Linked DNA regions of Homo sapiens: region 1 is linked to region 2. The links are chromatin contacts, found by Hi-C or POLR2A ChIA-PET in ENCODE. All regions are on one chromosome and are shown on one strand. Each heading gives the region's core, a stretch centred on a gene start or an enhancer-like site at or near the end of the contact. The rest is flanking DNA. Distances are from core to core; before and after follow the strand shown. Region 1 has its middle 19 kb from the start of IATPR. Region 2 overlaps IATPR (ITGB1 adjacent tumor promoting lncRNA).

Evidence for each region. Hi-C counts contacts between places; a loop is a spot of excess contacts on that map. ChIA-PET counts read pairs that join two places held with the same protein, here RNA polymerase II (POLR2A). Pooled maps may share reads with other maps.
Region 1: a pooled map shows a loop between it and region 2 (3-fold over the local background). The contact joins two enhancer-like sites. A Hi-C loop is called at or near these places in 3 of 168 maps with a recorded cell type or tissue (endothelial cell of umbilical vein, naive thymus-derived CD4-positive, alpha-beta T cell and natural killer cell), 3 of 37 single-sample maps with no recorded cell type and 9 of 50 pooled maps. POLR2A ChIA-PET finds 5 or more read pairs at or near these places in 16 of 52 experiments (CD4-positive, alpha-beta T cell, CD4-positive, alpha-beta memory T cell, MCF 10A and 9 more).

The regions. Positions count from the first base shown.
Region 1 is chr10:33,133,877-33,138,428 of GRCh38, reverse strand. No RefSeq gene overlaps it. Among named protein-coding and RNA genes, the nearest start is that of IATPR, 19 kb to the right of the region's middle. RefSeq lists an enhancer at 3,463-4,552. Within about 2 kb of position 2,073, at least 6 of the 41 ENCODE cell types and tissues checked have a DNase peak (open chromatin) inside an H3K27ac peak, as active enhancers do.
Region 2 is chr10:33,094,249-33,099,470 of GRCh38, reverse strand. All of the region lies in intron 1 of IATPR (ITGB1 adjacent tumor promoting lncRNA), which reads left to right. Among named protein-coding and RNA genes, the nearest start is that of IATPR, 20 kb to the left of the region's middle. RefSeq lists an enhancer at 2,839-3,504. Within about 2 kb of position 3,375, at least 2 of the 41 ENCODE cell types and tissues checked have a DNase peak (open chromatin) inside an H3K27ac peak, as active enhancers do.

The DNA.
Region 1 (4,552 bases), core at 824-3,323, 40 kb before region 2:
TCCAATAGACCTGGAAGCTGATACTAAAACGGCTGACCAAAAGATAGATGCATTTGTGACCCTTGTCTCCCCAGAAACTACTGGAAGGACCAAATTTATGATCACAACAACCTTTGGTGCTGGCCTTTGTGCAATTTCCTTGCTAGGGCTCTGTGGCCTCTCTCATAGCAACCTAGCTAAGGGGAGGGTCCCTATGTGTGTGGGCACCAGCACATAGCGGAATTGAGAGACTTGTGTTTGCATCTTGGGGCTGCCACTTTGTAAGTAGAAAGGCTTTGGTTTCCTCAATTTCACAATGAGATTAGAATATCCTTTTCCTCCCTCACTTCTCCAATAATCTGGATGCTATGCAAAGAGATCAAGTCCCATCACCTCCATCATAACAGGGACTTTTTATTTAAATTTGTGTTGTTCTCTACCATAGTCGCAGCACCCAGGAGAGTGATGGACACGGGAAAGGCTCTCCTAAACAGCTGCTGAATGAATGCATGCATTCATTACTTCACTCTTCTCTCCTTCCCTCTGCATGAGTGAGCGGCTCCTCCTCTTCTCCCACCCATACTGTGGACTTCCAGGACCTCCAATCCTGAGTGAGCATCAGGATGACTCAGGGTTGGGCTGAGGGCCGGGTCGGGGAGGAGCCAGGTTTACAAGCTCATGTCCCTGATTAGACTGGGAATTCCTTGAGGGCAGGGACTGAGTCTCTGGGAGTTCTCACCTCCTGGCTCCCAGCACCTGTTCCGTAAATGCAAAGTGTCGCCCAGAGAAAGTATGCACTCGGCATCTATGGGTCTACTCCTCAGACTGTCTGACTCTGAGACTTGTTAGATCTTGCAGTCCACAGAAGCACTTTACCCAGGTTCCTTCAAAACATCTCCTATCAAGGAGTTTCATCCGGGCTTCTGAGGACCTGGCTTGAGGGAAGGAAGGGGGAATTCCTGACTTCAACATTCCTCACTGCTCTGGACATAAGGGTTCACTTCTGGGGGCACAGGCACGCCCAGCCTCCCCTCTGCTGATGCAGAAAGTGGAGCCGTATTTCACGTTTTGTTCAGGCCCCTCACCCCCAGGGGCCCACAGCCTGGCAATCGATCCCAAAGCCTCTTGCACCGCTCCTCCTAGATGGCCCTAGGACCTCAAGTTTTGAGGGAACAAACATTCTGGTCCAGTACCCTAGAGAACCCGAGTCAATATGGTAGCATGTACGTGAGCCCAACTAATCCTGGGAAACAAAGTTCGTCCCTATGATGAGCATAATTTTCAGAAGGAAGATAGTATATTTTGTAGGAAAGAGCATGGGGTTTGGAGGCCTGGGACTTTGGTTTATGATCTTACAATCTGTCTCCTCTTGCTAGCTTTGTGACCTGTGGTGACTCACTTAGCTTCTCTCACTTATAGATCTGACATCTGCAAAGGAGCATATTAAGCATAGCCACCTCCAGAGTTTTTGTTAGATGAATCAGAGCACAGATCCGTCTCCCTGACTGGTTGCTAATTAATCTGTGTTGCTAATTAACCTTCCCTCCCCTGCAATCCACACCCCAAGCCCTTGGTCATATCACTGCATTGTCCAACAGAAAGGAAGTGTAAGAAATATGGATTCTTCTTTTAAAACCCTGATAAATTACTTAATGGAAGGTGGAGGAGGTTAGGTCTGTTTTGGGTTGAAATGGGTTTTCATGAGTGAGTTGCAGATCACTTAGTCCCCCATCCCTCCCTCAGTTTCCCCTGGAGAGGCTGCACTCCAAGCATATACCTGTCTCCTATCATGTGGAATCCAAGTCAGCTCTTCGTTTCACATCAGCAGGCTTTCTCTTCAAAACAACCCCACTTTGCTACTACATGACCCCCTCTTATACAGAGGAGTTTGCCACAAATTACTCATCAACATGGGTCTGGGCACATAATTGCTTCATCTCCCAGGCTTGGCACATCTGTGTAAATAGTTTTGATTAGTTTCAGTCTCACTTAATAGTAACAGTTGTGTGGGCCAAGGGAGGTTAGGCTTGATCTTAGACTAAACCAATTAGCAGCAAGGCTCCCACTCCCCCGTCTTTCTGCCCCACCCCTGCATCAATGCCTGCATTTGTAGCAGTGAACAATCTCTAAGGTGATTGTGCCAAGTTCTAAGCCGGGACTTTCAAAGACTTGCCTGGGTACTGCCGCCTCTGCACATAAACTTTGAGAGCACTGTCCAGTCTGGACTGAGCCTAGCTACCTCTGCTATAAGTCACCTTTAACGTAAGTTGCTCTTTTGGGGGCTTCCATAGTTTAAATATGTTGAAAGTTGGCCTCTAACGTGAGCTTCACCCAGTAGAGCCAAGTTGCATGGTTTATAAAAAATGTTATTTCAGTTATGTGATATCCTTTAAACACAGAAATGCACTGAAAATGGGCCAGGCATGGTGGCTTATGCCAGTAATCCCAGCACTTTGGGAGGTCAAGGCAGATGGATCACTTGAGATCAGGAGTTTGAGACCAGCCTGACCAACATGATAAAACCCCACCTCTACTAAAAATACAAAAATTAGCTGGGCGTGGTGGCAGGTGCCTGTAATCCCAGCTACTTGAGAGGCTGAGGCAGGAGAATCACTTGAACCTGGGAGGTGGAGGTTGTGGTGAGCCAAGATCATGTCACTGCACTTCAGCCTGGGTGACAGAGTGAGACTCCATATCAAAAAAAAAAAAAAAAAAAAGAAAAGAAAAGAAAAAAGAAACATACCGAATATGTAAAAGCTCCCAATTTTAGCTCAGTGGTTACTTGGCAGATATCAACCCAATGACCACAACCAAGGAGGATTGATTGATTGATTGATTATTTTAGATTCAGGAGGTACATATATTTGTTTGTTACATGGGTATATTACATACCAGTGGGGATTGGGCTTCCAGTGTCCCCAATATACCAGTAGTGAACATTGTACCCAACAGGTAAGTGCTCAACCCTTGTCCTTCTTCCATCCTCTCTGCTTTTGGAGCCCCCAGTGTCTATTATTTCCATCTTTATGATCATTCGTACCCATTGTTTAGTTCCCACTTATAAGTGAGAACACGCGGTATTTGGTTTTCTGTTTTTCAGTTAGTTCACTCAGGATGATGGCCTCCAGCTCCATCCACATTGCCGCAAGAATGGTATATATAAACCATGGAATACTACACAACCATAAAAAGAATGAAATCATTATTTTCATTAGTATTCCATGGTGTATATAGACCACATTTTCTTTATCCAGTCAACCACTGATGGGCACTCAGCTTGGTTCCGTGACTTTGCTATTGTGAATAGTGCTGCAATAAATAGGTATATTATTTATATGGTCTCTTTTCCTTTGGGTAGATACCCACTCATGCACTCATAGGATTGCTGGGTTGAGTAGAAGTTCTATTTTTAGTTCTTTGAAAACTCTCCATACTGTTTATCACAGAGTTGAGCTAATTTACATCCTCACCAACAAAGCGTAAGTGTTCCCTTCTCTCCACATCCATGCCAACATCTGCACAACCAAGGAGGATTTAGCAAGAGGATTTTATTCCTTGCAACTAGTAACAAGAACACCTGGGATAACTCCCAAAGCAGTGCCTCCTCGAGCTGGGGGCTAGGTCCGGTTTTATAAGGATAGGGTAATAAGGTGTGATCTGATTGGATTTCACAATGAAGTGATGTCAAAAGCCACGATCTGACTAGATCCTGCCATGAGGTGATGCCAGGGCTCGATCTGATTGGATCCTGATCCTGCCCTGCAGTGTCCGCTTCTTATTTCAGTCCCCACTCCTCAGTCCAAGCACTTAGGTTCCCCTGTGGTTGCATGCCTTGGCTCATCAGGGCATGCTCATGATCTTCAACCTGGGAGTCCCGGGCAACTGAAAAACAAATCACAACTTTGTTACATAAAAGTTGAACCAGATTGGTCTGGTGCAGCTACAGCACTGGCAATAGTGGAGCCATGGGCTGTGTGTCAGCTGGCAGATGAGCTGGCAGATGATCTGGAAATTAAGGTGGCTGTTTTGCCATCCCGTCTCTTTGAGCTGGTGGAGCCTCTAAGCTGGGACTCTGAGCAGAATCTAGAAATGACTGGTTATCTCCTGTTCACTGATACTCGTCGACTGGAAAATATTACTGGGTACTGAACTGGCACAACTCTGCCTTGAAATGACTCAACCTGCATGAGTGGGGTGAGTCATCGCCCTCTGCCACCTTACAGCACAGGCCCCACGTGTTGGTTTTTATTACCCTGCATAAGGTCCAGGCCTCATTCAAGTAGGACTCCAAGGCTGCCTGTCCTCACTTCCTCCATTAGGAAAGAGGTGACGAAGGTGGATAACAATTTTACCACCTGGGGATGTGGATTTCTGCCTTCTATTCGTCATTCCTGACATAGGTTTGGCAAGTCTGTGGGTGCCTTTGCTCCTTGCTCGCAGCTAGAACTGAGAATCCTAACAGCCAGAGAGGTTATTATTTTTCTTATGTTGTCACTAGATTCCAGCTCTGAAATTGCAGGTAATTATCTCTCAATGACCAGCATGCCATCTTTCTCCTCTCTATTTTACACCC
Region 2 (5,222 bases), core at 2,126-4,625:
AAGGCAAAACAGGAAGTGCCCCAAGAGTGAAAAACCTCAGGGTGGAAATTTCTATGCATTACTGTCACAAAAATAAAAAGGCAAGCCATAGACTGGGAGAAAATATTTGCAAAAAGTATCAAATAAAAGACATACCTAGAAAATAGAAACAATTCTCATTATTCAATAATGAGACCAAAGACTGAATTTTTTTAAATAAGCAAAAGATTTGAACAGATACTTTACCAAAGGGGTTATACAGATGGCATTTTAGGTACATGAATACATAGTCTTTAGTCATCGGGGAAATGCAAATTAAAACCACAATGAGATACCACACCACTCCCACCCACTGGAATGGCCAAAATTAAAAAGACTGATCTATGAAGTAATAACAAAAATGTGGAGAAACTGAAATTGTCACATACTGCTAATGGGAATGTACAATGGTGAAACCACTTTGGAAAACAGTTCAACAGTTTCTTACACAGTTAAAGATACACCCACCGAATGATAAGGTCTAATGGTTAGAATCTTGAGTGGAGAAATGTAATTGTATAACCACACAAAGAATTGATTGACCAATGTTCATAGTAGCTTTATTTGTAATAGCCAAAACTAGAAATAATCCAATGTTCAGCAATAGGTCAATGGATAAACAATTGCAGAATATTCATACAGTGGCATGCTATCCAATGAGAAAAAGGAAATGGACTATGGATACACATAACCATATGAATCAATCTCAAAATAATTATATCAATGAAAAAAATCAGACAAAATAAAGAGTACATCTTGTATGATTCGTTTATATGAAATTTTAGAAAATGCAAATTTACCTACAATGATAAAAAGTATTAGGTTGGTGCAAAAGTAATTACATTTTTTTGCCTTTTTTTTTTTTTTTTTTTTTTTTTTTTTGGCAAAAACCGCAATTACTTTTGCACCAACCTAATAGATCAGTGGTTCCCTCGAGGGAGAGGTGAGGGGAAAGAGAGAGAACACAGGGGCATCAGGAAACTTGGGGAAGATGAAAATGTTCTTTATCTTGGTTGCGCTGATGCCTTCATGAGTGTATATATATATAAGGACAAAATTTATCAAATTTTATACTTTATACATGGGCAGCTTTTTGTACTTCAATTGTACACAATGTAATATTTTTTTTAAAGAAATGGAACATGTCTTCAGACTCTCCATTATTAAACCACAAAATCTAAAGTTGTTTTAATTCAAAAGTTCCAGTGTAAACTCACATGAAATATGAAATCATTATTGAGATCTGAAAAAATAGTTAAATTAATCTACTATGCCACAGAATATAGGAGCTATCTGAGTCCATTTATATTTACATGATGAATTAGATGAAAGGAGTGTTTGGATGGAGCGAGAGACAACAAATTAAAACTTGGTTCACAACAGTGAACCAGGCAAATGACCTAACCTGTAAAGACCTGGGTTAAGACTCCAGCACCACTGATTGATTGCAAGCTAAGGGAGCTTTACCAATTATCTCAACATCTATGGAGTCAAAGAGTTTTAATATAATTATAATATAATCTAAAAATGTCTACAACATAGGTGGTACTGAGGCTCAAATGAGAAAATAAATGTGAAAGTTTTTATAAAACTTTAAAGCAGCTGGGTGGCTCATGCCTATAATCCCAGCACTTTGGGAGGCTGAGGTGGTTGGATTACTTGAGTTCAGGAGTTCAAGACCAGCCTGGGCTGCATGGGCAGAGAGACCTCATTTCTACCAAAAATACTAAAAATTAGCCAGATATGGTGGTGCACACCTGTAGTCCCAGCTACTTGGGAGGCTAAGGCCAGGGGATTGCTTTAGCCAGGGAGGCAGAGGTTGCAGTGAGCCAAGATCGTGCCACTACATGCCAGCCTGGGCAACAGAGTGAGACCCCATCTCAAAATAGAAGAAGGAGAAGAAGGAGAAGGAGAAGGAGAAGAAGACAAAAACCTTTAAAACATATAAGAATGCAAACCAAAAAAATTCTAAGCCCCCCAACCAACCAAATGGATCTCCCTTTTGGCAAAAATGATTCCAAAGAAACCTGAAAAACTAATTTAGACCATGATCGGAAGTGGGGGGCCGTTGGACATGGCTCATTATATTCTCCCCCTTTTAAAGATCTGAATAGCAAGCATTTGCCATCTATTGTATCTAAGGGCTGCAACCTACGAGACTTCATCTACATAATAAAAACCTTGGTTTCTACAGCCCGTTATCTTAACCCAGACACTCTTTTCTATTGATTCCCAGTCTTTAGATAATAACTTAACTCTTTAAACCAATTGCTAATCAGAAAATCTTTAAATCTACCTATGACCTGGAAGCCCTTTTCCTCACCACCTCCCCCACAGCTCCACATTGTCTTGCCTTTCCAGACCAAACCAATATGTACCTCACATGTACTGATTGATATCTTATGTCTCCCTAAAACATATAAAACCAGGCTGTAACCCAACCACCTTGGGCACATGTTCTCAGGACCTCTTGAGGTTGTGTCACAGATCATGGTCCTTACATTTAGCTCAGAATAAATCTCTTTAAATATTTTACAAAGTTTGGCTATTTTCATCAACAAGAATTAACAACCATATTCTGATTATAATAATTACTGTATGCCTGACAGCATCCTGAGAACTTTTCCTCATGCAATCTTTCCAACATCCTTCTTGAAAAAATTCCATGACTTCTCCTCCACTGTGGACCAGCACAAAAGGGCTTCTGAGAGTTTTGGTAATTTGCTATGGGCATAAATCTAATGCCTTGTGGAGCTGTGGCTTTCTGAGACCCAGGTCTTGCATACTTCACAGGCCATAATTGTGAGCATTACATGACTGTCTTCTCCTCTGATTTATGTATGAAGGGACTCCAAATATATAAGAAGATGCTACCACACCCTGGGAGATTGGATTCCCCACTGCGCTGGCTTTCTCAAGCTCTGTGAAATGTGATGTTGGCTGGAACTTATCATGAAGAGCTTTGCTGTAAAACAGATCTGGGGTAAAGTGGGTCTTAAAAATCCTTTCTCTATACATCCATGTAGATAGAGACCATCTCCATTAACAGAAGAGGGAATGATGCCATTCTTATAAAGAAGCTGTACTGTGGGCACATTTATTCCTAAGTTGATAGTAGCTATTTTAACTATGAAAAGGATCTGCCCAGATGAAAGAGGGGCTGCCTGTGGAGCACAGCTGGATGGGGGAAGCAAGGTTTTCTGCTGGGACACCTGGCTTTGTTTATCAGGGGCTTTATTGAGACTTCTCTGTTTCATCACCCCATTCATTTCCTACCCATTCTTCTATATCTCTGCTTTTCTTTTGCAAACGTTTTTCACCTCTCCTCTTCTGCGTCTTACTGTCACAATGATCACTCACTGATAATTTAATCAAATGTGTCTAACGTCTTGAACTGACAAGTGAAATAGTCTCACAAAAATAAAATGGGGAAATGAAAATGAATAGTAGCTTAAAATGATATCTAGCCAACTTTCAATTTCCCCGTTACACTGACAGAAACAGAGAACACAGTAGCAAGAAGATACTCCAAAGAAATTACTTAAAATATCACTTTACCTCTCTCCCTAATCACCTGTTTAGCAAATGATAATACCTAATTTATTAAACTGTTACTTCATGAGTTTCAAAATGGGCAAATAATTAATATGAGATAAAGGGAGAAAATAAGCAAAAAGAGATATAAGACAATTTATATGCTACACTATGCTATAAACATACTATGTTATGTATAATTATACATATTTAATATATAATTTTCATTATATATCACAGATAATTACATTTCATATATTATATGCTAATATGTGACATATTATGGTATAGAATAATTATATTATGTATCAAATGTGTGTGTGATATGTATTTATGTACTTTTAGTCTGAAGAGTAAAATTGCATCATAAAGATTCTTACTGAATTTCCTTGATTTGGTAAAATCACGTATTCAAGTGCATATGTTCCAAAGTGCTGTTCTGTTGATATAATAGGAAAAAAAACCCTATTATCACAAAGGAATTGGGCTGTGTGTACAGTTAACTCCAAATCATTATTTTACCCTATATAGCATTATTTTTGAGATTTGACACAATTTTCCAGAGGAAAAATTTTAAATGCAAGAATTAGATCTTACCCTTTAGGACAACCTGCTTGCTGTCTCCCAGACAGTGTATCTTATTTCACATGTGCCCTGTATATTATGGAATTGCCTCCCTTGGAAAAACAACCAGAAAGCCCCAGAAGCACGTGGTAGAGGTAGTCAGGTTCATCTCCAAGTAACAAAGGAAGCTGAGACCTGGGTTAATAAAACAAGCCCAATTTAGTCTGCTCTTGTTTGGAAATTTCACCTTCAAAGGTGTTTTCTGGCTTGAGTTAGATTTAAGTTTCTGGGTATAAGTAGTGGAAGTTGTTTAGATATCCAGCATTTAGTAGACTCCTTTGTGTATTTGAGGAATTCCCTAATTAGGTCTTTGTATTAGTCTATTTTCATGAAGCTGATAAAGACAATTTACAAAAGAAAGAGAGGTTTAATCAACTTACAGTTCCACGTGGCTGAGGTAGCCTCACAATCTTGGCAGAAGGCAAGGAGGAGCAAGTCACATCTTACATGGATGGCAGCAGGCAAAGAGAGAGAGCTTGTGCAGGGGAACTTCTCTTTTTAAAAAACCATCAGATCTCATGAGACTTATTCACTATCACATGAACAGTACAGGAAAGACCCACTCCCATAATTCAGTCACCTCCCACCAGGTTCCTCCCATGACTCACGGGAATTGTGGGAGTTACAATTCAAGATGCGATTTGGGTGGGGACACAGCCAAACCATAGCAGTCTTTGTGGGAGATGAGACCTGCTCCCACTAGTGAAGCTAGAAGAAGTAGATTACCCCCTTTTTCCACCTCCCAGTCATAAAGTAGGCATTGTGGCCTGGGCTCAGCCAGTTTGGTTTTAAAACTGAAGCTGGTGATCAGAGTGGAGCAGGAGACATCAACTCTGGCAGCTGCAAAGCCCACACTGCCTGGCCTCAGGGGAAGCAGTGCTGAGGTCAGCAGCAGCCAGCTGCGGCCTGCTTAGCATGTGCTGGGCCTGGCCTTGACTGTGATTTCAGCTATCCAGCTTCTGTTGTTTTCTGCTTGTTCAGTTCCTGCATCTTTGCTCATCAGTATCATCCATTCAATTTCACTCTGGTTTAAGTCAAAGGGAGTT